2 separate regions of the Homo sapiens genome follow, and region 2 is linked to region 1. The links are chromatin loops, found by intact Hi-C in ENCODE. Cell type or tissue: prostate gland. All regions are shown on one strand. Each heading gives the region's core, and the rest is flanking DNA. Links, peaks and the distances in the headings are about the cores only.

What was found. Peaks named below come from ENCODE experiments on the same cell type or tissue, not always from the same donor. Only the 100,000 strongest peaks of a DNase experiment are listed, where the experiment ranks them.
Region 2: it touches region 1 in a loop (2.3-fold over the local background); 1 of 110 quality-filtered maps calls a loop at or near these places.

What each region holds. Positions count from the first base shown.
Region 1 is chrX:108,220,350-108,234,366 of GRCh38, forward strand. It overlaps COL4A6 (collagen type IV alpha 6 chain), which reads right to left. Exons shown (of 45, transcript NM_033641.4): 4 at 891-1,025. It overlaps LOC124905205 (a long non-coding RNA gene), which reads left to right. Exons shown (of 2, transcript XR_007068304.1): 2 at 1-30. Among named protein-coding and RNA genes, the nearest start is that of ATG4A, 140 kb to the left of the region's middle. In prostate gland, for the core only: a CTCF peak has its summit at 4,496 (motif pointing right); DNase peaks (open chromatin) are centred at 4,552 and 5,092; H3K27ac peaks cover 2,608 bases.
Region 2 is chrX:108,262,669-108,277,999 of GRCh38, forward strand. All of the region lies in intron 3 of COL4A6 (collagen type IV alpha 6 chain), which reads right to left. Among named protein-coding and RNA genes, the nearest start is that of COL4A6, 170 kb to the right of the region's middle. RefSeq lists an enhancer at 7,561-8,760. In prostate gland, for the core only: no CTCF peak of the experiment used is centred there; a DNase peak (open chromatin) is centred at 7,813; H3K27ac peaks cover 1,312 bases.

The sequences.
Region 1 (14,017 bases), core at 108-8,107:
TATGTGACTAATAAATTGCTGTCAACTTCATCTGCCCAGTGTCAGGTGTCATATCTTTAGTCATCCCCATGATCCTAGTGAGGGAATCGTTCCCTCACCAACAGGGCGAATAGAAGGTGATTAAAGTAGGCAGGGAACATAAACTGAGCTGCTGAACAGTCAGCCTGCCACCATGACATTATCACTCTCGTTTCTTGCAGCTCTTTCCCTATATTTGTGGCCTAGATTGCTTCTAAGCACTCTGACCCCTTTCTTCCCTGTATCCTTGCTTGGATTCCTGATCTGTGCTGCCCAGGTGATTGGACTTCCGGTCCATGTACAGTTCAAACCCACCTGACTTCTTACCACAGTGAGCCCACTTGTTTAGCAAGCAGCTAATACATTTACTTTATGGTGTGCTTGCTATGGGAGTCCTTCCAGAAGTGGGCTGATCCATTGGCAGGCCATCACCCATCCCATCTCTTATTAAAATATGCAGCCTGGGTGGGGCATGGTGGCCCATGCCTGTAATCCCAGCACTTTGGGAGGCTGAGACTGGTGGATCAGGAGTTTGAGGCCAGCCTGGCCAACATGGTGAAACTCCATCTCTACTAAAAATACAAAAATTAGCTGGTGGCAGGCACCTGTAATCCCAGCTACTTGGAAGGTGGAGGCAGGAGAATCATTTGAACCCAAGAAGCAGAGGTTGCAGTGAGCCGAGATCACGCCATTGTACTCCAGCCTGGGCAACAGGGCGAGACTCTGTCTCAAAAAAAAAAATGCAGAAATGCAGCCTGGCACCAAACTACTCAGGAATGACATCATAAATGAGCAGAACTGGGATGGAGAACTTCTGATCTTTACATTTGTGGCCCATGCATCAAAGAGAAATCAAGCTTTGCTGGTCTTACCTTATCTCCTTTTGGTCCATAAGGTCCCAGAAGGCCTGGGAAACCCCTTTCTCCTTTCAATCCCGATAAACCAGTAGAGCCAGTGAATCCTTGAGGACCTGTTGGGCCTTGAATTCCAATTGGTCCAGGTCGTCCCTAAGGTGGACAGAAGGAGTGCAATTAGTCAATAGAGGACTTAGCATTAATACTTCTCATTTTCCCACGCACAAAGAGCACTGTCATAACTTCACTGAATAATTTTGGCTAAGAGATCTGTGAGGCACGCCAAAGTTCCAGACACGGATCAGAAAAGGCTATTTTAGGGATTGCTAAGCTTATTTGGATAGAACACATTTTATAAGCACATTTAATAAGATTCATGTGCACCAAGATCCTTCAACTTTGTACTTCTTAGGAAATCAGTTATTCAGGATGGATAATATTGTCCTCTTCCTAGTTAATGCCAGGCCATCCATCAGATTGTCAAAATAGTGAAAGAACAGAGCGCTGGAGAGCATCATGACATTTTATAACTCACGTCCAAATGGCCAACCATGTGCTTGCAGTGAAATCCAGAAATGGCTGTGGCTAAAGAACATTGCCCCAGGGGGCCAGAGTGGGCCCAGAAACCTACAGGCTGACAAACCTGCAAGAGCTCATCTTCGTTGGCAGATCCCAGGACTCCATCACTGCACCTAGTAGCAGACATTCACAGGGAAAACACACATACACATGCACATATACACACATGAATTGCTTATTTGTTCTTTCTTCCTATCCCTCTCTCCTCTCCTCTCCAATCTGTAAAGTGTTGAATGTGTAAAATACAAGAAGCCTAAGAATATCTATTAAGTATCAATTATGATAGCAAGAGGGAACAGCCTGAGGATTTTAAATGCCCTGCTTATAAAATGTCTGTAACAATTAAGTCTGAGAGTTCAGGCTGACATTTTAAAGTGGACTCAGACTGAGTATTAACCCTAGTGGGTGCAACACAGGCAGGCTGGTCTATCATTTAGAACAAATCCCAGTAGGGACTGAATTTTCTTGGCAGAAAAATGAAAACCATTAGTAATATGCATTACCTCTCAGAGAGCACAACACCGTATCAGGTAGAAAGTCCATTTTCATAAATGCTTCCCATCTCCACCTCTTGGCCCCTTTACTGACTGTCCATCATTTCCTACAAATCTGTGAAAAACTTTGAAAAGAAGCCCATTAAGCATGCCCTTTACTGTTCACCTTCAAGGCTTACTTTTTAAAAGGCTGAAAATGGGACAGATGCCTTATGCTGTGGCTACAGTTAAGTACTGGAGATGCAAGTGGCCACCAGCTGTGATGATCCTTTGGAGTATAATTTTGAGTGTCAATCAGGCCCACGAAGACCTACGACCCTTGCAAGGAAGTAAAAGATGCTCTGTCCAAGGAAATGCAGTTCTCTTGGGCACCACCTACCACTTAACCTTTTCCAATACCCAACATGTGGCCTACAAAAAATGATAGGTTGCAAACTGTTTAACAGGCTTCATTCTGGGAATGATGGGGGTGGAGTAAACTTTCAATTTTTAGGCTCCTACCTCCCATTGTTGGAACTTTGTTTACAGTGGTTCTGTTATTTATTATTATTGGGATTTTCACAAAATCAATAAATATGTGTGTATATATGTATATGTGTGTATAATGCATATTAATAATATAAAAAGAGCAGTACTTAAAAAATAGTGCTGGGGTGCTGTTGACAATGAGTAGGAGGTCGAAAGCATGGGCCTACATCAATGATAGACTGGATAAAGAAAATGTGGCACATATACACCATGGAATACTATGCAGCTATAAGAAAAATGAGTTCACATCCTTTGCAGGGACATGGATGAAGCTGGAAACCATCATTCTCAGAAAACTAACACAGGAACAGAAAACCAAACGCTGCATGTTCTCACTCATACGTGGGAGTTGAACAATGACAACATATGGGCACAGGGAGGGGAACATCACACATGCGGGCCTGTTGAGGGGTGGTGGGCAAGGGGAGGGATAGCACTGGGAGAAATACCTAATGTAAATGACGGGTTAATGGGTGCAGCAAACCACCATGGCATATGTATACCTGTGTAACAAACCTGCACGTTCTGCACATGTATCCTAGAACTTGAAGTATAATTTTTTTAAAAAAAGAAAGAAAATGTGGGCCTAGGTTTCAAGACTAATGCATACAAAATCACAGCAAACAGTACAAATTTGGAACAGAGCCTAAGTGCTGTGGGAACATGAAAAAAGAGTTGGCAATGGAGGGTTTGTGGAAGGCTTACATTTTGCCCATGGCTGGGGGAAGTCATGGGCCGCACTGGAAAGGTTGATTGGAAAGGTTCCAGCTGAAGCGGGCCTGGAAAGCACCGCAGAAAAGTCGAAGTCGTGATGTGGCAGGACACAGGGAACCCTCAGAGGTTTGGGAACAGGGGAGAGTTGGGAGAAGAGCGGTCTTTCAGGGCTGAAAGTCATCAAGAAGCATTCAGGATAACATGTGTATGTCAGAATGAGGCCAGGGCTGCCTGCCTGAGGCTGGGACAAGGGAGGCAGATAAGAAGCAGCTGTTGAGGAGGAGGGAGCTGCTTGATGGGAGAATGGAGGGCAGGATGGGCTTGCAGAGGCCATGTTATTACTAGCAGAGAGGATCCAGTCAGGGCACTGAATGCTTGACCCAAATCCAAGCCCTGACAAAAGTTTTCCCACATCAAGGGAAGGAAGGGGAAGAGGACAGTAAATCACTGAACAGCTACTGAGAGAGCAGGTTGTGATGTGGCCCAGTCCCATCCTGCTCACACCATTAGAGAGAAGAGTCCCAGCAGCACCCAGCATAGGCACAGGGACTGGCACCCTCTACCTCTGGTCTCTTACCTTTGCAAGCACATGCTTATCAGCAAGGGTAAGCAAGGAGACTTAGGAGGTAGGCAACTCGAGGGCTGGGCCTAACTGGAACTCTGATTCCATGTAGAAAAGACAGGGTCCCACAGCCTGCTTCCTTTCTCCTGGCTTGGTGGGCATGCAGAATTTCTTGACCCCTGTGTTCCAACAAGAGAGCTGAAAGGAACTCTCCTAAAGAACTCACATATATTTTTTAAATTCTAATTCTTTTTCCAAATAGAAGTTTGAAAAGGCACCCCCTAGAGGAACATGCACTTCTGGACTGGCCCCAGGTTCCAGCTTGGGTTGGCGGGCGTGCCAGCAGCTCAGTTTGAAACCTCTCACATTGAATCAAGGGCCAGAAGCAGGGCCTGTGGGAAGTTTCTAGGCTTCTGCTCATCCAGAACTGTCCCCTCAGCATGGTGTGAGGCTCTTATGGAGCCTGCAGTCATAGGATATGAGACAAAAAGCCTTCCCATCCATGGATGTCCTTTCATACACTGGCACAGAACACCGGGAACAAATGAAGGTGACTGAGAAAAAAAAGAGGCAGACCCATTTCTTCTGCGGGTTGTTTTGTCATCCAGATACGCTTACTTTGTGCTTATAGCTGTATGATCTTTTTTCCTCATCTCTAATGCACAGGATTTCTGCCTCATTACCCATACAGCTAAAGCTTAATATTAACTAAATCAGTGGTGAATTCCTTTCCTTTCCCACCCCGACACTATCAGCGACATTTTTCATAATGGCCAGCAGAGGTCAGTGTGAGAACATAGAGACTACAGATAAGCAGGTGGGTAGGTGGGCCTCTCCCTCTACAGAGAAAAAGAAATCAAACCAGTGTCAGAGAAGTCACAGAATGTTCGAGCAGGAAAGGCCCTTAGAGACCATTCAATCCGGGCTTTATTTTATACATGGGGCGGGGGGCGGGGGGAAGGGGGAAGGCCGAGAGAAGAGGAAGGACTTGTTTAGGTCACGTAGCTAGTAGGAACGGCATGGAACTAAACAGACCACCTGCTGCCAGTATGTGGCTGTTTCCCTGTTTGCCAGTGGCAGATGTCTTAGGGGGTCCTTGAGGCTGCCCCTCCACTACCCTGGGCCCGCCCCTGGGACTGTCCCCATCAGTAGGCTGCAGCAGCCAGATGCTCACACATTATTTCTTTTTTCCTAACCCTGATCATTTCACAGAACCAATCTGAAACACCATCACTGTTTGGACAGCTAGCAGAATTTCAATGGGCTTGGACTAATGCCCTGTTCTGATACATGTCATTTATTTTGGCAAATAGACCCAGACAGGGCAGAAGGAACTCCTCCAAGTCTTTCCAATGAGCTCTCCTGCTTCCATCTGCTCAGGATTTTAAATATGCACATCAGGGTCTAATTCTCAAGGGAATGAGTTGGGACTTGTGCTTAAGGCCAGGAACCGCAGGTCTGCAACCACAGCCCAGGCTGGCTGCCTCCTGCCAACCACAGTGAGTTGGGATCAGTGTGAAGTTTAAGGTGGCCTCTGATCAGACCCAGATAACTAGGGTAAAAGACCCAGAAATGGGGCTGCCTATAAAGTAGTAGACATATGTAGATATATCATCGAAGAATCTTAAAAGCATATGCCTCACACTAGACAGGACGGTGAAACTGGTGGAGGGGGCTGACTTTTCATAACTTAGTCCCTTTCTGCCTTTTTATACCTCCGTTAAGGTTCCAGTGTTCTTCTCCCATAAAATTAACATTTGTTCCTGAGGAAGAATCTGAAACTCATTCCCACTGAGGCGTTAATGACTGACAACTTAGAGCTTTGCTTTTCCCAGAGGGATTTGTAAAGCAAAGCATTAAGCTAGGGGATGCAAATGGTATTTATGAAGCAGGGAAGGGAGAAGGGTGTGCACAGGCCTTCCTAAGGATCCAGTTGTATTGTAGAAGGTGATGCAGTGCTGTTAGGTACACTTTAAATGAAGTCTCCTTACTGCCAATTAAGTTATGTGACCTTGGGCAAGGGATATAACCATCTTGAGTATCAAGGGCTGAAGTGTAATAATAGCTCTTACGTTGGATTATTGTCAGCATTTAAATGAGTTAATACATATAAAACACCTGGCAGATAGAATGAAAGCATTAGTTCCCTTTTTCCTTTAGGCATCATTTATGGCAAAATGGAGAGTTTAGGATTGGGCACCAATGCTCCTTCTCTTAAGTTTCAGTTGGAGATGCACAGACATCATTGAGCGACCCTCTTTGGGGGCAGAGATGTGTGCTTGGGAATAGATGAGCATGTATGCCAGTACCCCACATCTGTGAGAGCATTTCTCCTTTTACATAGCAATGGTGTCCTGGTTCTCCTTGGTACTTGGCTTCTCAGTGTTTATTTTTCCTCCTGAAGGGCTTTAATCTACATACTAATGACTCCCAAACCTGAACCTCCAGCCCAGATTTCTCTTCTGATTGTGCCAGATCCTTATAGTCAATGACGTATAAGAGATCTATTCAAATAAATATTCCAACTCAAACCCAACATGCCCCAAACTGAACCACATTGGCTTCTCCTCAACCCCATTCTCCAAACCAGCTCCCTTTTTCTGAGTTAACTCAGTAAATGGCACCATTCATAAAGTTGATGAAGCCAGAAACTCAGGGGTCCTCCATGACCCTTCCATTCCCTCATCTCCCACATCCGATCCATTAGCAAGGACTGTGAATTCTACCTCCAAAATCTAACTGAAACCTGTTCATTGATCTCTAGCCCCATGGTCTTAGTTCAAGTCTTTCTCATCTCTCGCCTGGAGTGTTGCCACAGTCTGCCAAATGGTCTGTGACCTCCAATCTTGCGTTACTCTCTCCTAACCTCCTACTCCAGGGCCTTTTTATGTGCTTTTGTATATGGCTCTGCTCTCCTGGCTACCACTTCTGTATCTTTTGGGCTCTAACCAAGATATCAGCTTCTCCAGGGAGCTTTCTATGATTACCCCCACCCAATGTGTGGGCTAGGTTGCCTGTTTATGTGTCTATACCTCCCAACAGACTGAACTCCTTGAGGACAGGGCTTATGTCTTACTCTTTACTGAATCACCTGTGCTCAGCACTATGCCTGGTACACAGTGGGCATCAGTAAATGTTTGCTGAGTGGAGAAATGATTGAGAAATGACTGAGAAGCCAGTGGCCCAGGTACAGCAGTATCTTGTTTGGAAGTCTAAATAGTGTTGAGGAAAAAGTCAAACTCTGTAAAATATTTGAAGAGATTTATTCTGAGCCAAATATGAGTGACTAATGGCCCATGAAACAGCCCTTGGGAGATCCTGAGAACATGTGGCCAAGGTGGTCAGGCCACAACTTGGTTTTGTACATTTTAGGGAGACATGAGATATCAATCAACACATGTAAGATGTACATTGGTTCAGTCTGGAAAGCTGGGACAACTGGAAGCCTGGGGCAGGGTGGGGGGGCTTTCAAGTCATAGGTGGAATCAAAGATTTTCTGATTACCAATTTGTCGAAAGAGTTATTATCAATAGAAGAGAATGTCTGGGTTATAATAAGGGGTTGTGGAAACCAAGGATATATCATAATAGATGAAGCCACCAGGTAGCAGGCTTCGGAGAGAATAGATGGTAAATGTTTCTTCTCAGACGTAAAGAGTCTGTTCTATCAGTAACTCCAAAAGGGAGGAGAGTATAATGAGGCATGTCTGGTTCCTTGTTCCTAACATGGACTGAACTAGTTTTCCAGGTTAGCTTTGGAAAGCCCCTAGCCAAGAGGACGGATCCATTCAGATGGTTGGGGGGACCTTAGAATTTTAACTTTAATTTATGATAGTTGCAATAGAGTGCAATCAGGAAACATCTGATCACAGAATCACTGAAAAGAAAGCTGCATAAGACTCAGGAATTGATCCAGTTCAGGATGGAGAAGTTGAAGGGCAGAAAGAGAATGGGACTTACCCAAGTTCATACAACATCCACTGTAGACTTTTAAAACAATACCTTTTAGAGCCTTTGAAAACAGAAATGGTCTACATCTAATGTAGTTTCTGGGCATTCTTTGTTCTCTGAGATCTCTGAGTGAAATGGCTTTGATTCTCATCCTGAATGGAATTCATCCATTCAACAATGATTTATTCAGCACTTACTCTGTGCCAGGCACAGAGGTTAAGATGGCAGGTAAAACATAGTTTCTGCATTCATGAAACTTATAGTTATGTTATCCCTTGAAAACAGATGATGCATGGCCCATCACCAACCTAATTAAACACTTTTCATCTCATGCTGAGTTTTGTGCTTGGCAAGTATGAATATACATGTAGGGGCTGAGAAGGCAATACACAAAAGAAACACACTGCATGGCCCATGCCCTCAAGGAACATTTAAGCTTGTTGGGGGAGATAAGGCCATATCACAAAAAGTATTGGAGATAAGGTCATTGCATTAAAGGAAAGAGATTTAATTGACTCACAGTTCAGCATGGCTGGAGAGGCCTCAGGAAACTTATAATCATGGCAGAAGGGGAAGCAAACATGTCCTTCACATGGTGGCAGCAAAGAGAGGTACAGAGTGAAGGGTGGGGGAAGCCCCTTATAAAACCATCATATCTCATGAGAACTCACTCACTATCAAGAAAACAGCATGGAGGTAACCAGCCCCGTGATTCAATTACCTCCCATTGGGTCCCTCCCACGACATGTGGGGATTACGGGAACTACAGTTCAAGATGAGATTTGGGTGGGAATATAGCCAAACCATACCAGTCATATGCAATGCATTTTTAAAATTATACTGTATATACCACAAGTCCAAGAGGAATTCAGAGACGTGTGAATTGACAAGGGAGCAGAGGGGCAAAGAAAGACCCAACAAACTGTTAGTGAATGCATTCTAAACATGAAGAACAACATGTTGATGGGAATCAGCGAATTCTGTAAGCGAGGGCCAGTCAGAAGCCTGGGTCTGGCTGGAGCAGAGGTGAGATCACAGAGAATCAGTAAGAAAGGGCAATAGAGAATAACCTACAAAAATTTACAGATGCTGAGGTGTTTAATCTGGTACATTAGCATGTTTTGTTTTAAACTTTAGTTTGGCTTCCAGTTTGGTTCAGAATTTAGTGAAGTGAGATGATATGCTAGCTAAGTGTACAGGGTTCAGAGTTCAGAAGTCTAGGATTCAAATTCCCTCTTCACCACCGTAGGACTTTGGGACAAATGGCATCTTCAAATTTCTTCAGCTGTCAAGTGAGGATAATATCAGTGTCTACTTCATAGGGTAATTATGAAGACTAAGTAAGAAAATTCGAGTAGATCATTATTTTCGCTCCTTAGCATGCATCAGACTTACGCAGAGGTGATTAAAACACAGATTGCTGGGCTTCAGCTCCGGAGTTTCAGATTCAGTAGTGCCGGCTGGGTCTAAAAATCTGCATTTCTAACAAGTTCTCAGGTGGTACTGACTCTACAGGATCAAAGACCACACTTGGAGAATCCCTGTTGTAAATCATTTAGCATTGCACCTTGCATATATTAAATGTGCAATAAAAGTTATTTGTTGTTATTGATGTATTATTATTCAGCAAATGATTATGGCTTGTGCAGGTTTGGAGTTCACAATCTCTGAAAGGCCCTCAGCATTCCTTTATCACTATGACTTAGGGCACCTCTCCTTCTTCCTCATTATGACACACCACAAGAGGAAAGGAGTGGATGGAGTAGCAAGACTGGAGACAGGGAACCCCATGAGGGGTCTATGACCTCCTGAAGAGAAATAATGGTGACATGGACTAGGTTCATGGCAGTGGAGACAGGGAAAAGACATAGTTGAGAGATATTTCAGAGGCTAAAAACTATAAGGATTTAGTGCCATATTGGAACTGATGAGCAAAACAGAGGAAAGTGCAAATGATGACTCCAATGTTTCTTGATTGGGCAACCGAGTGGATCTCTTTGATGACATGAGAGAACTTAGAGGAAGAAGAGTCTTGGGTGGAAGATGAGGAATTCACCTTTGGACAGGTGGAATTTAAGATGCCTGGGCAAACATCTAGGGAGATGTTTAGCACATTTTTCCCACAAAACAGGAAGATTTGAGGAAACAGAGTGAGGTTTGTTCACCACCATATCCCCGGAGATGCAGTATTTGGTGTGCAGTAGACACACAAAACATAATTGTGGGGAAAATGCATAATTATGAAATGAATGAAAATAGAGAATTAAATATGCACTGGGGAATCTTTGAGAAGGCCACTTCCAAGTCTCATTTGCTAGGAGCAAAATGGAATTAAAAGAATGTCACTATCCTAAAAAACTCCTTGTGGCCTTTTGAGAAGGGGGAGCAGAGATCCTTGACCTCCAGCCTAGAAACAAGGTGGCTTGATTTTTACAATTTGTCTTTGCTTTACAACTGAAATTCTCATTTCAGCTGATGGTTGGGGGGAAATGCAAGAACTTAACAAACTTTACCTCAGTAGCCAGGGATCTTTCTCCTAGCAATGAAATGTGGTAAGAAAGATACTAATAATAACACCCCCATGAGTAGAATACTTAAACTTCACAGCAGTTTTCTTTTCACCATTCCTTTGGATCATCACAATACATCTGCAAGGCAGGCGAAGGGCACCAAGCTGCAAAGCAGTTAGCCAATAGGCTGGCTAATGTCACACAGCTGCACAGTGGAAGAGTTACATCAGAGCCTCCCAGTCAACTCTGTGCTCTCTCTGTTGAAACAAATGGAGATGAGTATCCATAGAGCCATACACTTCACTCTCCTAGTAACAGCACTAATGAACTAGCATTGCCTGCAGAAGTAAATAAAAAAGAAAGAATGCTGGTGGTGAAGAATGTGTCTAGCATATGGCAGGTAAAGACTCATATCATGCAGATATAGAGACCTATTTTGTGGCCCAAGAAGTTTTGGATCAGCTTGATAATGTTAACATCACCTACAATTTACCAACAAGAGCAGTGACCCTTTCCATCTACATACATACATACATACATACATACATACATACATACATACATAGTGACTGATGTCTTGCAAAGGCAATTTTCAGGTCTGCCACAGCTAATAAATAGTATCAGAGTCTCCCCCTCAACACTCAAATGGAATCACATTTCTTTTCTAGTTCTTCATCTATAATCAGCGTTTGAAGCAGCCAGCCCAGGCATGAAGACATGCATCTACACGTTTTGTTTTCAAAGATACATACACCCATTCCACTGGTTATTGTCAGCATGTTGAAATTTTTTGGAAGACATATCCCGACTGATAAAGTTAACTCTTGCTAGGCAAGACTTTGCATCCATTTCTTCTACCTGTTTACTGATATTTCTCTTCTAAAACATAATAATAACTTTCTTTTACCAAGAGTTTATAAAGTGCTATTCCTTAAATTCACCTCCTCTATTCTTTTAACAGCCCCAACAGGTGGGTATTAATCTCATTTTACAGATGAGGAAACTCAAATACAGAGAGATTAAGGAACTTGCCTGAGATCACACAGCAAGCAACTGGTGAAGCCAATTTGCTGATATCAAAGCCTCTGTTTCTTCCACCAAGCTACACTGTCTCTGCATTGAATGATGCTCTGAACGCAGAGACACAAACCCATGAACAGGAGCAGTAAGAGCTACACTGCGGAGAAAATATTGTTATTTTCATTGATACCAAAGCAATTTATCTCAATTTACCCACACTTTTCATTGGAATAGGTACTCTTTAATAGAAATGTACTAATATAATTAATAAATTAAGAAATAAGATGCACTTCAAGGAATGGCACTCCCTAGAACTTAAAAGATGGGGGATTTCTTCTGGTTCCACAATTAAAGTGGTCTTCTTACCTGGTCAGTGGGTAATGGTTAGTTTATCTAGGCTCTGGTAGACAAATTCTGATGTGCTATGAGTCTCCAATGCTAGCATATTAGTTTAGTGGCAGAAGGAATATAGGCACAGTATGCTAACTTGATGGTCATTAGGTTGAGCAGAAATTGGAGAACTAGTCTTTAGACATGTCATATTTTCCCTTACCCCTGGGAAATGTCAATAATTGTTAAAATAGGATGAAGTGGAGATGCCTAGATAGAGGCAAATAAATTCATGGAAGAATCTTCAGGTCTCCTTTTCCTCCATAACACATTCATAAAACTATTATCAGGAACCATATCAAACTTCCCTTTTGTGATATTTAATGGGAATTGCAAGAATAAAAAAATCACATAAAACTGTAAATATGATCAATAGTTGGACATAAAAATAAAAACAGAACAACTAAACACCTTTGTAACTATTATAAATGGTTGAATGAGCCCCCATATCACTTGGAATGGGCATTCAGTCTATACAAAGATCCCCAGTGTGTACCGAGTTTCCAGACTGCATGAGAAAATAAATACAAGTTTACTTGGGATGAATTTAACCTAAAACTAATATACCTGTTGGAAAAACATTAAATACTTAATTTGAGAATGATTTTGATTTGAAAATTTTCTAGCAAACTTGAATTGATGTCACCTTTGCCTCTTAAAAAAGTCTCCTGTTTGAAGCAGAAGAGTTAGATTCAATTCCCTGCTCCAACCTTCTAGCTGTATGATATTGAAAAAGTTAATTAATCTCTAGGCCTTTGTTTTCTCATCAGCAAAATGGGGATATTACTTGCTCTACCCATTTCCTAGGTTGCTTTGAGCATCAGTTGAGACAATGCCTGTGAAAAGGAGCTATAGTTTCATTCCACTGACAAAACTTTGCTTTTGGAGAAAAAACTCGAATAACCAAACTCCAATTGTCCACCAAACAAACAAACAAACAAACAAACCTCATTTGCTAGACTCATGAGGCCGTAAACCCTCAAGGAAGAGCTTTCAGTAGAAAAAAGATTGAATAAAAAAAGGAGCAGAATTTAAAGCTGTGAAAGTTGGGAGCAAATTGACTGTCTTTCACAGGAGTCTCATTTCAGTTTTAAAATGATTAGATCTACATTATTACAAATGTACGGTTTATTTAAAAATACATGGTTTAATTACAATCTGGAGCCAATCTTTTTCTTTTAGTTTTTCTAGCAAAACACAGCTATGGTTTTATAATAAAAATCAAAGTGAAACAGGACTTGCCAGAAATTCACTTCAGAGCGATTTTTGCTGTAGTGTATCTATTCCATTAGACAAGGGATACTTTTGGCATTATTCTCTGACATAATATATTGCCCATCATTGATATGCTATACAACCTTTGGTCCAATACTGAGCTGGTGGGAGCTGATTGCTTCTGGATCAATGCTGACTTCCCTGATTCTCTGGTGAAAAGCCACCAAGTTTTGGGAGTGAGAGGTAACTGGGAGCAACCAACTACTATTCCCTAAATAGAAGGAGTAAAAAAAGGGTAGGATCAAAGAAATTATGTCAGGACCTCCTTGTCAGAGAACTCAGGGAGCTCTGAGATGGAAGGGCAAGGAAGAGAGGGAAGCAATTTACTTACATAGTTTCAGTGTTGTTCCCATGCAAACTCACATCCCTGTATTCATTTAGAACCAGAGGAGCATTAATATGCACACCTATGCTGATAAAGGGATACACATTCCACTCCAAACACACATGCCCACAGGCACAAGAGCCTGCTAAAATGGTAGGGCCTGCTGGTACTCTGGCATAGCCTGCCATATAATCATGGATTATCATAGACAATCATGGATTTGAACTCAAGAAGATGAGATGACACAGCTCCCTTCCCTTGACCCTCACATCAATATATAGTAGTCCCTATGGACTAGTAAAGCCCTCTGCACAGACACACGCAGGCAAAAAGATGGGAAGGGAATGAGATCTCCACATTTGTGATATATTTTCCCTTTCCATCATGGACAGTTGGAAGCTGAGATGAGATCAAGTTCTGTGTGCAACAGGAAAGATGGGCAGTGGAGGTGGTGGCAGCTGTGGTATTGTTAGAGTAGAAGCTCTAGAGCTGTTGGTGGCATCAGGTCTAAGAGTTACAAGTTTACGTTGGTGAAGTGCTTCAGATTTCAAAGTGTTTTCACATGTATGACTCCATCTAATGCTCATAACAACACTGTCCTCAATGTACTAGAGAAAGTAATTGAGACCCAGGGGTTAACTTGTCCATGGCCATGCAGTTTATGGGCAGCAGAGCAAGATCTTTAGTCTGAGTCTAGCAGCTTTTCCAACTATTCCCTTAATAAAGTGATAGGTCAATTCTTGGTCAAAAATTCCAGATAAAATGTCATGTAACTCCACCAAAAACCCTGGGTCTGGA
Region 2 (15,331 bases), core at 4,495-12,494, 47 kb after region 1:
ATAAACATACAGGCAAAGCTTCTAAGAGAAAGAAATTATATCTTTACCAGTTGCTTCAAAAGAGACCAGTAGGACCAATCACGGATTGGTGGTTAAGATGTCTATTTGCCCCTACTAATTCATAGTTGATGGGCCTTGCAAGATTCCAAGTTTAAATACAACTTTGTCTTTACAAAGCCTCTGTCTCTTAAGACCATCAGTTGTCCTACATTTCATTTGATTATTTTTTTAAAAATAAACAAACCCTCATCAAAAACCTTTCTTTAGACTAGTAGAAGATATTGGAATCTACATTTCACAAACATTAAGGTACATTCCATAACCATTTGTTTAAAAGCATGGGTGAGTGATTGCAGCCAATGTTTACTAAGTCCAGGATAATTCATGAGACCACCACAAACATCATGAATGACAGATTCTGGTTGTAAACAAGGTTCAGGGAACAGAAGCAGTTCTACCATCTAATATCAAGCTGAAGCTACTAGACTAACTCAGGGACTAAATCTATAGACAAAGAACAATAAAATCTTTCTGATGAGGTCCCCAAATGAGATTCCTGTGCTCCACTTCTTAGACCAGTGATTCTCAGTTTTACCTACACATTCGAATCATCCAGATTCCACCCTAGAGATTCCAATTTAATTGATGAACTTAGGCATTGGTGTTTTAAAAAAGTTTCCAAGGGGATACCAATGTACAGTTAGGGTTGAAAACTTTTGTCCTAGAGTACAAGGTTCTGCTCAAAGTTCTCATTCATTTGAGGCATTGAGAATAGCTTAGGACCGTGGTTCCCATCAACATCTTCCTGTGTGGTTTTAAAAAATACAGATTCTTGTATTCTACCCCCATACTTCCAAATTAGAATTTTTAGGAGTTGGTCCCAGGAATCCACAATTTTACAAGCTCCTCACATAATTCTTATGAAGCCATCCTGGCAGGTCCTGATTGGAAGAAATGCATTTGGTAACTACTGAATTAAGTCATCTGTATGTCTACAACTGTGCACAGCAGTGGCTCTCAACCTTTGTTGCTCCAATGCCTGATTGCTTGAATCTCACCTCCAGATAATTTAATTTAATTAGTTTGGGGGTAGATCCCAGGTATCAATATTTTTAAATAGCTCTCAGTAATTCTATGTGCAATTAGGTTTGGGAGCCACTGGCTTGGTGCAAGGATGGATAAAAGGTAGCCTGTTTGCTGACCCTCCGTGTTTTCATGTCCATGGCAGACATCAATAATCAATCCCTATAGTGCCCATATGTGGCCTCATAATTCTTCTCACTATATTGTCCTAGGCAGCCACTCCCATGCATTGAGTGGGCATACAACTACTATTTGCTATCTTTATCTTCGATCCAGTCTGGCAGAAAGTTAATGACTTCTAGAGAGTCCTTCCTGGGTTTTGTTTCTAGGGATAGTACTTAAATGTCGAGATTATTGTCTGCCAGGACACTGTTCTGAAGTAGGAGAAGGTAAAAGCCGGAGGTGGGTGCAATAGAGAGATCTATCATCTAGCTACCTCTACTACCCAGTGAAGCACTTTCAGTCCCAGCTTCTGTTAAAAGTAGAAAGCTTTATGCAGAGTAATTTATCTACTGTATACATATTGGGTTAACAGAGGACCTCTGTAAGACCTCCTAACACCAAGTGTACAGGAAAGGCCAAACATGAAAGGAGTTCACTTAATGTTTACCTCAAATCCCTGATGGGATCCTCTATGTTCTTGTTTGTATATCCCAATCTATTTTCCATAAACATTCTACCTTATAGAAGCCTGTCTTATCATGGACTAATACCGAGTTCACTGAACCTTTCTCCTAGGCCATGGTATGCAGGAGAGCGCTTGAGCTTCAGAATTAAACTTGTCTCTTGCTGTGCTACTTCCTGCTTTGGAGGAGAAGAGCCAAGTGAGCCAGAAGTTTCAGCAGTTTCTTCTGTACTTGATAATTAATATGGTATGTGGGGAAAGAAGAAAGAACATGGTTTTTTTCTTCTAAAAAAGGGCTTCTTTCCCTGGGGCCTGTTGTTTCAACAAGTGCAGAACAAAGAACTGCAGGGAGACAGAGTTTTTGCCTCTTGGTAACCTACAAAGAAGCATCTTTAAAGGCAACAGATCGTAATTCTAATAGGACTGGAGAGGTAAGTGCACATTAAGCATGCCAAGGATCCTGAAGTCTGCAAATGAGGAAAACTCTGTGAGGAACAAGCAGCCTAGAATTAAGGGAAAGAGCATGGGCTTTGGAGGCAGAATATGTTGAATCACTCCATCACTTACTAGCTGTGTGACACTGAGCAAATTACTTAACCTCTCTTAACCTCAGCTTTCTTATCTACAAAATAGGGGATTACAATAGTACCTTCCTCATAGGCTAGAAGAAAGGATTAAATTAGGTAATGTCTTTCTATAAAGCTTCTTAGATCAGTACCTGGCAAACAAACAGTAACCATCAGTGGTACTTGATATTATTATTTGAGAGGTCCCTATACTGCTTTGACATCCCATTCAAAATCCATATTAGCCTTCTTCAAAAGATGATTCCTGGACATTCAGCATCATAATGATCTAGGGGGGGCTTGTTAAAATGCAGATTCTGGATCTAAAGAATCATAATTGGGTTTGGGTTTGAAAATCAGGCATTCTAGTTGGAGGAGAGTGACAGCAAACAATTTAAAAACTTGTGACTAAAAGACTATTAATTCATTGATTCATTCACCTATTCAGTTTTTTTTTTTGACAAACATGGAACTTATATCTAGAGGAAGACAAAAACTCTAAATAATTACAAGTTATTAAGTACTACAAATAAATGCCTGGGGCTGCAAAGATACATGGTGCTAAGGGATTACGTGTCTGAGGGAGGCTAGTATCTAAGGAGGTCTAATACAAGGGTAACTTTTACAGTAAGTCATATTCAAGTTGTGAACTGTTGGGTGAGGAAGCCAAGTGGAGAGGGTAGAGGTGGGAGTGGACAAAGAAACAGTTGATGAAACACTATTTCAGGAAGACGAAATAGTGTGTTCAAGGTCCAGAGGATAAAGAGAACATGGCAATGTTTGAAGATATCAGAATGGCTGCTGAGGATAGAGAGAGAGATAATGGCACGGGATGAAGTTGGAAGAGAAAGACAGGGCTACCAGATCATGAAGACCTAGAGTGCTATGATGAAGAGTTTGGACTTTATCCTGAAGGAAGTGGGAAACCACTGAAGGGATATCTGGTCAGGAAAATGTCAAAATGCAGATGACATACATAAAAAAAAACAGAACAAAACAACACAGTAAATAATAAGGGATATTAATGCATGACTCAGAACTATATGTACTATAGAGGCAAAGGTGAGCAGCTAGGGCTGGGGAGGGCATCCTTGGAGGCAGACATAAGCTGCATTTGATAACTGGGAGAGACTTTGGTTTGATGAGGTGGTTTATTTTGAATGCAAGAAAATATATGAGTGCAGTGGAAAGCTTGAAGTGAACTTGGCTTAAAATGAACCTTGGGAAGATAGAGCATGAGGGAAGAGTGCTTCCTTTTCCTTGGTGGAAATATCTGTTTTGCTGCTATTTTGATGTTGGAAGACTGTGCTGACAGAATTTCAGAAAATCACTTGGTGGGATGGGGAAATAGGTGAAAGAGCAGATGCCAGAGTCACAATCACAGGCCAACTGAGGGAAAGGACTAAAGGAAGAATGGAGCTAGTAATGCTTAAATCTTCTGTTTTACAAAAGATCAAAAAACCCCCAAACACTGCAGGTGTTCCTCAGTCCTGAAATATAAAGGTATTGCGGCTATTTTCACTATTATCTTTCCTGAAATATAAAGATATTCAGGCTATTTTCACTATTATCTTTCTCATTTCAAAACGTGTACTTGGGCAAAACCTGAAAGCTCAATAAAGACATGCCCTATGTCTATGCTGTTCACTAATGGTAATTTGTTCATTGGTGGTAATTTGTTATATGCTATAAATAGCATATAATATGTAAGTATAGAATTCTGAAACAGAATATATTTAAGCATTACTATAAACAGCATATAACAATAATTTGCTGAAGCATTTAGCATATTGCCTGGCAAATGGTATGGACTTAATGAACATGGTGCTACTAAGATTAGACCCAGATATTAGTGTAAATCCTATGTTTAGGGCATGTGAAAGCATGAAGAGCCTAGATATCCTGTGAGTACATTTGGAATAGGGATTTAGGGATAGGATTTTTTGTCATCAACTTGACTCAACCTCTGTATTAGCTTCCTATTGCTGCTATAACAAATTATCACAAACCTGGGCTTAAAACCAGACAAAAGAAATTTATTTATTATCTTACTATTCTTTAGGTCACAAGTCTGAAATGGATGTCGCTGGGCTAAAGTCAAGCTATTGGCAGAATGGCATTTCTTTTTGGAGGCCCTAGGGGGAAATCCATTCCTTTGTATTTTCTAGCTTCTAGGGCCTGCCTGTATCCCTTGACTTGTGGCCTCTTCCTCCATTTTCAAAGCCAGCACCATCAGGGTAAGTCTTTGTCACCTAACACCATTCTGACACACTGTCTTCAGCTTACCTCCTCCACTTATAAGCACCCTTGTGATTACATTGGGACCATCCAGATGATCCAGGATAATCTCCTCAACTCAAGTTTATCTGATTAGCAACCTTAATTCCATCTGCAACCTTAATTGCCCCCTGCCAATAACATGATATATCTCCAGGTTCTGGGGATTAGGAATGTGGACATCTTTGAGAAGGGGAAGCATTATTCTGCCTACCACAAGCTCCAATCCATAAATCGGTAAATACATTCTACTGGACTGTGCTCCCTTCTTGTAAGCCCACAGCACGTAAAGTACTTAACATAGAACATTGACTATACAGTAGAAGCTTTCTTGAATAGCCCTTAGAGTAAGTGATAATTTGTTAAAGTGAGGAATCATATAAAACAATACAGACACACATGTACATACATACACACATGTATATACATACATAAAACATTTTATTTCAACCTAAAACACACAAAGGTACATTCATTCACCACTCTGGTGATGTGTTGTAAGGCCAAGGCCTTTTCTTTGAGCGTGAGGCCACACCCTGGGATTTCACAGACTCTTTTTCACGTAAGTTACATTCCTAATGCATCACATTTGATTTCCACTTTCAGTTTTGTTTTATTTTTAACAATATGGCAGTTTTCAAAAGCAACTTTTCTTTAGTAAGTCTTTCCAAAGCATTGAACTTAGTTTTCATGAAAATAATAGTTTTCTTTTTATACTCATATTTCACAAATTTACATTAAATTACCTACTTGTAATAACGAGTACAACTGCCATAAATGGGCTTGGCAAAAACACAGCTAACTTTTGGTAAGTGATCAACTTGTTGTGTGGAAGCAGAAATATAAGTGTTCACCAGAAGTAACTTACCTGCCCATGAGCTTCCATTGTGCCCTGAGCATTGGCCAGTGTATATTCCAATAGGAAGGAAAAACATCGACTTACTCCATAAAGGAAGTTAAGCAGAGGCCAGGGAGGAGGGCTTTTACTGTATTTAAAATGGTTCATTTAAAAAGGAACAATCAATAGATGCCATAGTCTGAATTTACTATTGTAATCAATTCTTTCTTGAAATTGCCCCCAAATGTGCATCAGCTAATATTAATAATGACTAATATTTATTTACTGCTATGTGTTCAGCACTGTGCCAAGCACTTTATAAACACTGTTTTATTAATCCTCACAACAACCATATGAGGGAGGATGTATTATGCCCATTTTGTATATGAGACAGCTAAGACTTAGAGTTTAGAAATTTGCCAAATGGCACATATCAATAGAGATTCAGGCCCAGGTACTCTAGAGCCCACAACTGTGCCAATACTATGTTGCCAACCATCAGGCAAAACAGTCATGAGTCATAGCACGTGGTGTCACACTGCCAGCTGCCTCCTTGCTTCCTCTCCACAATCCAATGATAGATTGTTCCAAAGCAGGGGCAAGAATATCCATGGCAGTGCCCTTAGTCAGACTTCTTTGCTTCCTCATCTCCTCTGACATGGTAGTTGTACGGCTCTTTCTCCCGAGCAATGAGCCAGCATGACATTTGAGGGCCAAACGCAGACATTGTTTGAATTTATTGAGGTTCTTTATCAGCAGCAGCTATTTTTTCTCCAGCAGCAACTTTTTTTACAATCTTATCCCTATTTATTTTCCCTCTGGATTTAGCTGTCATCTCTGAAGGCTTAAGGGCAATGATCATTCTTTCTTGGTTCTACCATCATAGAGGCCACTTGCTTATCTTCTGCCTCCAGAAATCACTGCAAGTAATCTGTCTTCCAGTCTTCCATAGAAGTATGGGGAAAGAGAACATCAGAACTCAGCCTCCTTGCTGTGGCTGAGCCACATTACCCCTTAGAATCAAAAGAGATTAGGCAGAACCTCACTGAAATGGTAGAGCCGGCCAGCCATATCATTCAGTAGCTGCAAGTTGTGCTGCAGACAAAAAAAAAATAATAGATCAGGAAAGCAAACTGTGCCAATGAAAAGGAAGGGACTTTCGGAGCCTGCACTCATGAGGACATTTGTCTAGAAGGTTCGTGAGAGCAAAGCACACTGTCAGTGCAGATCAGCTGGAAACCTAGAGGAGGTAAATTTAAGATCCAATGATATTTTCTACCTGTAGGATGCTGGAGGCCAGATTTAAGAGTGCAAATGTACTGAAAACCAGAGGCATAGAGTTGCCATGGAGACTCACACCTGAAAAAATCTCACAGATAATGACTTGAGATCTCAGAGATACTAGCTCAAATCTTTTCAAGCTAGATTTGAGCAACTCGGTCTAAAATTTGACTCAGACCAGACTGGGCAGGATGGGGCAGATTCACAATTCAAGGGCCATTGAAGGAACTCTACAAAGGCAGTCAGGGAAGGGCTAACAGAAAACTAGCTCAGACCTATTAACATTTAAGTGAAGCTCAGTGTCAGTAATAAGCATGTTGACACATTTCAGATGATTACAATACTCCCATTCTTCAAAGAACTATAGTATTTTGGTGTTTGAGGCCATTCTGGTTCAATTATCATGTGACGTTTGGATTTTCTTTTAAAAATCAATTTTTATTAAAAATAGAGAGACTGGTATGTATGTTTCAGGGGTGGAAGAATTTGTGTTTTAGTAGGGGAACTTTAACCAACCCCTACCTCAAACAGGTTCAAATGGAAGAGTAGGTGACAACTATGAAGGAGGCAAATGGGCCAAAACCCAGGGACATAAGATAAAAAGAAAAAAGGAGCAGGCCACAAGGAGTCATCCTTGGAGTTGTCCTTTGGAGCCATGGGCCTTTAACTAGTTCATACAGCCTCTTATGGAATCTTGGAATTCAGTGTGGCAAAAAGCAGAGAAGTCTTGAGAGTAGGGTTTGCATTCCAGCACTGTCCAAATTTTCTGTGTTACCTTGAACAAATAATTTCAGCTTTCTGAGTCTCAGGTTTCTCATCTGTAAAATGGAAACTGTCATACCTGCCCCTTCTAAGTGTGGCAAATTGCATTACTGCCCCCAATTCTTTGCCCCCTACTCTATCCATGTCATTTGGCTCATTCCTTCCATAAAAGAGGTGGAGTATATTTCCCATTCATTGACTCTGGGTTCAATCATGTAACTTGCTTTAGCAGATAGGATGATATGGAAGAAAACAGTGAGCCAGTTACAAGCTTATGCTTTAAGAGGCATTCTATGTTTTTGTTTGCTCTTGCATGTCAGCTGTAACCATGAAAAGAATCTGCCCAGGCAAGCCCACTGGTCCTAGGAAGAGAAGGAGGAACACATGCAGCAGAGCCACTCCCAGCCTAGATCAGGTAACCTGGACTAATGACTGAGCCCAGTCCAGACTGACTGATGCCCAGCAAACCCGCAGACTGGTGAGAAGTAATTGTCTGAAGCCACTGGGTTTTGGAGTGGGTTGTTACATGGTGACAGCTAATTGATACATTAACTCATAGAGGTGGTATGAATCTTAAATGTGTTAAAGAATGAGTCCTTTTTCAAATTTTCAAACCTTTTTTCAAAGGTTTACACAAAAAACTGTACAAATTATTGTTCTAAGAGTGGGTAAGTAACTTAAAGGCCTGGAATGCTAAAGTAAAGTAGAATTAGGTCATATTTGGTTCCTGTAGGTTTTAATTGAAAGAGTTCCCTTTCAATTAAAATTAGGGGCACTAAGTCCCGAGGATCCATCCCAATGACCTCATCTCAAAGCTATGGTTGCCCATGAGTTCCTGTTCAGGCACTTGAGAAAAGGCAACGCGGCTTAGAGCAAAAGGAGATAGTAAGGATGGTTTAATGAGAAGACTTTCAGACCTCTTCAGACGATGGAGCAGGATGCCAACAGCTCTTTACTCTGTTTATTCAAATACTTGTTCTATTCATTAAATCAGCCATAAAATTTGTCAGCGTTGGTGAAGTCTTGTGGGCTGTGGCCGGCAAGTTTGCTGGGCAATAATTCTGCCAGCTCTCTTCCAAGCAACTGTTTCTGAGAGCTCCAAAAGCTAAACACAGGAAAACCACACCAGCCACAAGCTTCATTAACCAATAAACTCTTGATGGAAAGCAGGATCTCACACCATTGTTTGTGGTACAAGACTCCCCCAAGGGAGAGGGACAGTGGTACTTAAAAATCCCATTGGGCTGACTAAAGATGATCCTATGCTTCACAATTTACTTCAAAATTTGTGTCAGGCCAGTATTTCCACTGATAAAATAAATATCAGAAAGGATATTTAGAAAATCTTGGCAAGAAAAGTATAAGTAAATATGAGTGCAGGCAGGGGTATTTTAAGAAATAATATTAAATGGATTCAGTCAGATGAAGAGTAAATAATTTACAGTCCTAAGGATTCAGAGCAGACTCAGCCATAAAAGGGAGGGAGGAACAACCATCTGCTGCTCCAGGTATGAGTGACCAGCTTACATGTCACATGCCAAGGCCTGAACCCCAGCGAAAAACACAAATCATAACCAGATATGGACCTAGAAAGTTCTACCTTGGGGGTCTATAAAGGGAAAAAAATCATACTCTATTGGCGGTTGTGATTGTTCTCACTTCATGCAATAGTCCAAAGGAAGTTCTCTCTTTTACAGTGAGGGAGAAAGAAGCAAACTACTTTTAACTACTATATTTACACCATGTTTCTCTTGTGAAATCCATTCCTCATCCAGCTACCCTGGGCAAGAGAGAGTCTACAGTGGATGTATTTCCTGTATTATCCAGCTGCCTTCGGGTATACACAATAACATCTGAAAGCTAATTAACCAGTTTACCCTTCCTCTAACCAAAATGCCAAAATCAAATTCCTTATTACCTTTGTACCAAGCCCAAGTGCAACCCCTGTCATCTTTCACTCCCATATCCAATAGGTCTTTCACATTTGCTTTTTTTTCAGGTCCATCTCCAGATCTGTCCTGCCCCTCTCTGTTTCCATTGCTCTGCCCTAGTCTAGGCTCTGTTCCCTCATGATTTGCTTACTGTAACAGCCTATAAACTTCCTGGCCTCTAGGTTTTCTCTAACTTTTCTTTATATTGCACTCAGGTCATCTTGCTGAGCTACTGTTTAGAAAAATCAGTTCGTTCTCATTCTTTTAAAGGAATATGAATGACTCTTGGTTTCCTATGGCATCAAAGCCTCTGTGTAGCAGCCTTATTACTCGAACTTCACTCACTGTGTCAACCCACTTCAGGCTGGTACCTAGAACACTGATTCTCACTTTTGAGACTTTACTCAAACCACTTCCTTTGCCTAAAATGTTCCTTGAGACCTCCTCAACAATCCTGTCACTCCATGTATGCATAGCCAGCCTCAAATTTCTATCTCCCCATGAAAATTCTCTTCATAATAAAAATGAGATGAGTGGAAATTTAATTAAAACCAAGCAATCAACCAACAAAACAAACAACAACAACAACAAAAGCGAGATAAGCAGTAGGATTCCCAGTCTTCTTACTGTTTGGTTATCAGTGGCTTCTCCAGAAATGCTTTTTTTTTTTAACCCATCTCTCATTTTTTATTTCAGTAGGACAACTTTAATTCGAGATAGCACTCTCTACTTCTATCTGCCAATGGTTATCAACCTCGGCTTTGCATTAGAGTCATCTGGGGAGATTTAAAATACCAGATTCCCAGGTTGTATCTCAGATTAATTAAAGTAAAATATCTATGAGTAGTGAGTTCTAGGTGTCTGTATTTTATTTTATATATATTTTTTACTTTCTTTTTTATTTATTTTTATTATTATTATACTTTAAGTTCTAGGGTACATGTGCACAACTTGCAGGTTTGTTACATATGTATACATGTGCCATGTTGGTGTGCTGCACCCACTAACTCGTCATTTACATTAGGTATATCTCCTAATGCTATCCCTCCCCGCTCCCTCCACCCCACGACAGGCCCCGGTGTGTGACGTTCCCCATCCTGTGTCCAAGTGTTCTCAACCCCATCTAAAAGTGGGCGAAGGATATGAACAGACACTTCTCAAAAGAAGACATTTATGCAGCCAACAGACACATGAAAAAATGCTCATCATCACTGGCCATCAGAGAAATGCAAATCAAAACCACAATGAGATACTATCTCACACCAGTTAGAATGGTGATCATTAAAAAGTCAGGAAACAGCAGGTGCTGGAGAGGATGTGGAGAAATAGGAACACTTTTACACTGTTGGTGGGACTGTAAACTAGTTCAACCATTGTGGAAGACAGTGTGGCGATTCCTCAAGGATCTAGAACTAGAAATACCATTTGACCCAGCCATCCCATTACTGGGTATATACCCAAAGGATTATAAATCATGCTACTATAAAGACACATGCACACGTATGTTTATTGCAGCACTACTCACAATAGCAAAGACTTGGAACCAACCCAAATGTCCATCAATGATAGACTGGATTAAGAAAATATGGTACATATACACCATGGAATACTATGCAGCCATAAAAAGGGATGAGTTCATGTCCTTTGTAGGGACATGGATGAAGCTGGTATCTGTATTTTAAAAGTGTTTCTAGGTGATTCCAAGGCTGAGTACCATGGATCCAGATGATCTCTATAATCTCCTGCCATGTTTTCTCACGTGTCCCACATTTTACTGCTGTTTCAAATCTCAGCTTCAATTGTTCCATTCCTTTACTCAAAATCTTTCAATGGCATGGAGATATACATGCTAATATTAAGTGGGAACACATAGGTTAGAGAAAGATAGAGTATGTTTATATATAATTTTTTTTCATGTGTACTAGTTTTCTATGGCTGTGTAACAGATTTCCATGAACTTAGCAGCTTAAAACAACACAAATTTATTGTCACAGTTTCCATGAACAGGAAGTGTGAACATGTTTTAGCTGGGCCCTCTGCTTAGGAACTCTCACTGTCCTGAAATGTAGGTTTTATTATTAATTAGGTATGATGAGGTCTACAGAGCAAGAGATAAGTGCCACTGAAAAGCTGTTTTGTTGCTCACAGTTAAGAGGAGGGAGCTTGCCATGCTACATGGGGCTACATGGGGAAGCACCAGGGTCAGTCAGGAAGCAGAAGAAGTGAGGAGAAAGCATGGCCCAGAGCCTTTATTGTGGTTTCCATGGGAAAGGCAAGGCAGGATAAGCATGTTTTGGATTGGCTAGCTTGAATGATTTCAGTGGGTCTTGGGTATAAGGATGGTCTCTAGTTTCCTGGTTACTGGCTCTGCGATGATCAGGGCAGAAGAATATTGCCTTCTGGTATGTAAGAACCAGACGCAGGAGGTGGTTCAGAGTGTGGGCTCTGGGTTAGTTGGCTTACATATGAAATACATGGTCTTAGGCAAGTTATTTGCTGTCTCTAAGATACAGCTAGCCGTGGAGAATCTCTTCCCATTCAGTGAAGCTCCAGAGGCCAGAGCATCAGGAATACAGAAAATAAGAAAATATAGTTAATACACTCAACTGGCTAAAATTGTAGTATCAGCCAGGACTGTGACCCAAGCTCATTGGTTGTTTGAAAAATTAAGTTCCATGTGGTTTTAGGACCAGGGTCCTTGTTTTCTTGTTGGCTGCCTGTTGGGAGTGAGTCTTAGTTCCTAGAAGCTACTCTCAGGTCCCAGCCACATGGCCCTCTCACAGCATGAAGATTTTTCTTCAAAGCCAGCTGGACATTTTTCTATAATATAATCATGGGAATGACTATTCTAGCACCTTTGCCATGTAACATAACTTAATCAGGAGAGCAATATCCCATCATATTCACAGGTCCCACCCACACTCAAGAGGAGGGAATTATACAGGTCATATAGGCGGGGGTGGGAGTCTTAGAATCTTGTCTTCCATAGCACAGAATTATTTTATATTAATATATTTTAATAAGAAAGAAATCTAGGGGTATATACATTAGGATGTTAACACTAATCATCCCTGCTTTCAAGTGGTATTCTATTTTGAAATTTTATAGTTTTTATTCTATAAAGCACTTGTATTACTTGGGAGGAAAGGAAGAAAAATGGAAATGAAGGAAGGGAAGAAAAGGTAAATAAGGAAGAAAGGAAGAACCTTCTATTGCTTCCAAAACTAAGCATAGTTCATTCTATCAAAACAGTTTCTCCATAAGATACTTTCAACTATGTTCAAGGAATTATCTACCAATACCTCCTTCAAGCAATCCTATATTCAAGACAAGCCAAGTACCCTGGCCCATATTTATCCTGTGTTTTCCTATCTGTATGGCACACTCAAATTACTCCACTGCTTCGTTTCTGTTAAAATCCTATGCATCCCACAAAGCCCATTGCTCTATCCTGTATGAGTTAATTCTTGATTCCACCAGCCATGAGGTGTTTCCTCTTGCTTTTGAAATCCCTGAGCAATAGAGTATAGAGGTTAAGCTCCCAAATTCTAGAGTCATATTACCTAGTTTCTATTCTTGGCTCTTGCCACATTCTAACTGGGCAATTGGGGTAAACTGTTTAACCTTTAATAAATCAGGATCACTGCTCAAAGGAGATAAAGCAATTGAAAGAAGAGGGGATGCAATGTATAATCTAAGGGGGAATTAGCAGAGTACAAACACTGGAATTGAAGTCTCCAAGGCCGAAACCCAAATGAAAGCACATATGCCTTCAGGAGGAAATCAATCGTGTGGGACTGAGATTGGCATACGGGTGCACATGAGTAGAGCTTTGAAGTTCAAGCCCAAAATGTAACCTTTGCCTTGGAAAATTCCCCAGCCAAAGTCACAGACACTAAACAGGAAGCACATACTCTATGAAAGCAGGCAATGCCATCCATGATGTCTTCCAGGCCATTTCTCTAAAACAGAAGGTTCCTCCTGTTTAGATCTCTTTGTAGCAATGTATACAAATGTTAGTTCCAAGTGAGGAAATTTCATTCGTGATTTCTCAAGAATGGAATTTATCCAAGAAAAACAACCATCCCTTATGACAATTATCTCCCTCATTTATGCCAGTCAGATTATGAGAGGCAAAGCAAAGAATTGTATTTTCCAGACCTATGTCTTAAACAAGCCCTAATACCACATCTTCTTTTTAGCACTTTGTTCTGGCAGAGTAGGGCACAGACCTTGCCAAAGCATGCCAAGCTCTCTGGCAAGTTAAGGCTGTTCCTTGATCCCACCAACTGACATGAAATTGACATTTAGCTGGTAAACCAGGTAAACTTTGGACCTGGATTCTGATTCACAGATTCTCATTGTCTTTGCTTATAGAATAATTGGGAGCCACAAAGCTAGAAGATAGGCACTTTATGTTCCAAAGAAATAGTTATAGTATTAAGTTCTACCATTTATTTAGCACCTACTATGTCCCAGATACTTTGCATGTGTGATCTAGATTAATCCTCACAACAACTCTACCAGCTAGGTACTCTTATCCCCTGTGAAAGATGAGGACATTTGAGGGCAGCAAAATGGAAGGCTAAACTACATCCCTTACTGATCTCTCCTTTTTTTGACCTCCTAGAGTAATGCAGACCTGAGCACCTGGCTCAGGATAACCAAAGGCAACTTCTTCCTGCTCCTAAGGCAGGTGGCTCTTCCTAAGGCAGCAAGCCACTCTGCCATTTTAAAGGTGTTTGCTGCTTGGCTGCTAGGTGGCATGGGGAAGTGGATCACTAGAATCAGGATACTGAGGATTTCAACCTTTAATTGGCTATGTACCTCAAACATTCCCTTACTTTCTGGGGCTCTGTTTCTTCATCTGTATCATGAGAAAGCTGGACTAGATTAATAACATGGAAATTTTCGAAAGCAATGGAACCTTTGTCCAAACAAAATCTTAGAGAATTTCAAAGAAGTACCACTGGTTGAAAGGTATAGAGGCGAAGATGGCCGAATAGGAACAGCTCTGGTCTACAGCTCCCAGCGTGAGCGATGCAGAAGACGGGTGATTTCTGCATTTCCATCTGAGGTACCAGGTTCATCTCACTAGGGAGTGCCAGACAGTGGGCGCAGGACAGTGGGTGCACAAGCCGAAGCAGGGCGAGGCATTGCCTCACTCGGGAAGCGTAAGGGGTCAGGGAGTTCCCTTTCCTAGCCAAAGAAAGGGGTGACAGACGGCACCTGGAAAATCGGGTCACTCCCACCCCAATACTGCGCTTTTCCGGTGGGCTTAAAAAACGGCGCACCAGGAGATTATATCCCGCACATGGCTCAGAGGGTCCTACGCCCATGGAGTCTCGCTGATTGCTAGCAGAGCAGTCTGTGATCAAACCGCAAGGTGGCAGCGAGGCTGGGGGATGGGTGCCCACCATTGCCCAGGCTTGCTTAGGTAAACAAAGCAGCCCTGAAGCTCGAACTGGGTGGAGCCCACCACAGCTCAAGGAGGCCTGCCTGCCTCTGTAGGCTCCACCTCTGGGGGCAGGGCACAAACAAACAAAAAGACAGCAGTAACCTCTGCAGACTTAAACGTCCCTGTCTGACAGCTTTGAAGAGAGCAGTGGTTCTCCCAGCACGCAGCTGGAGATCTGAGAACGGGCAGACTGCCTCCTCAAGTGGGTCCCTGACCCCTGACCCCCGAGCAGCCTAACTGGAAGGCACCCCCCAGCAGGGGCAGACTGACACCTCACATGGCCGGGTACTCCTCTGAGACAAAACTTCCAGAGGAACGATCAGACAGCAGCATTCGCGGTTCACGAAAATCCGCTGTTCTGCAGCCACCGCTGCTGGTACCCAGGCAAGCAGTGTCTGGAGTAGACCTCTAGCAAACTCCAGCAGACCTGCAGCTGAGGGTCCTGTCTGTTAGAAGGAAAACTAACAAACAGAAAGGACATCCACACCAAAATCCCATCTGTACATCACC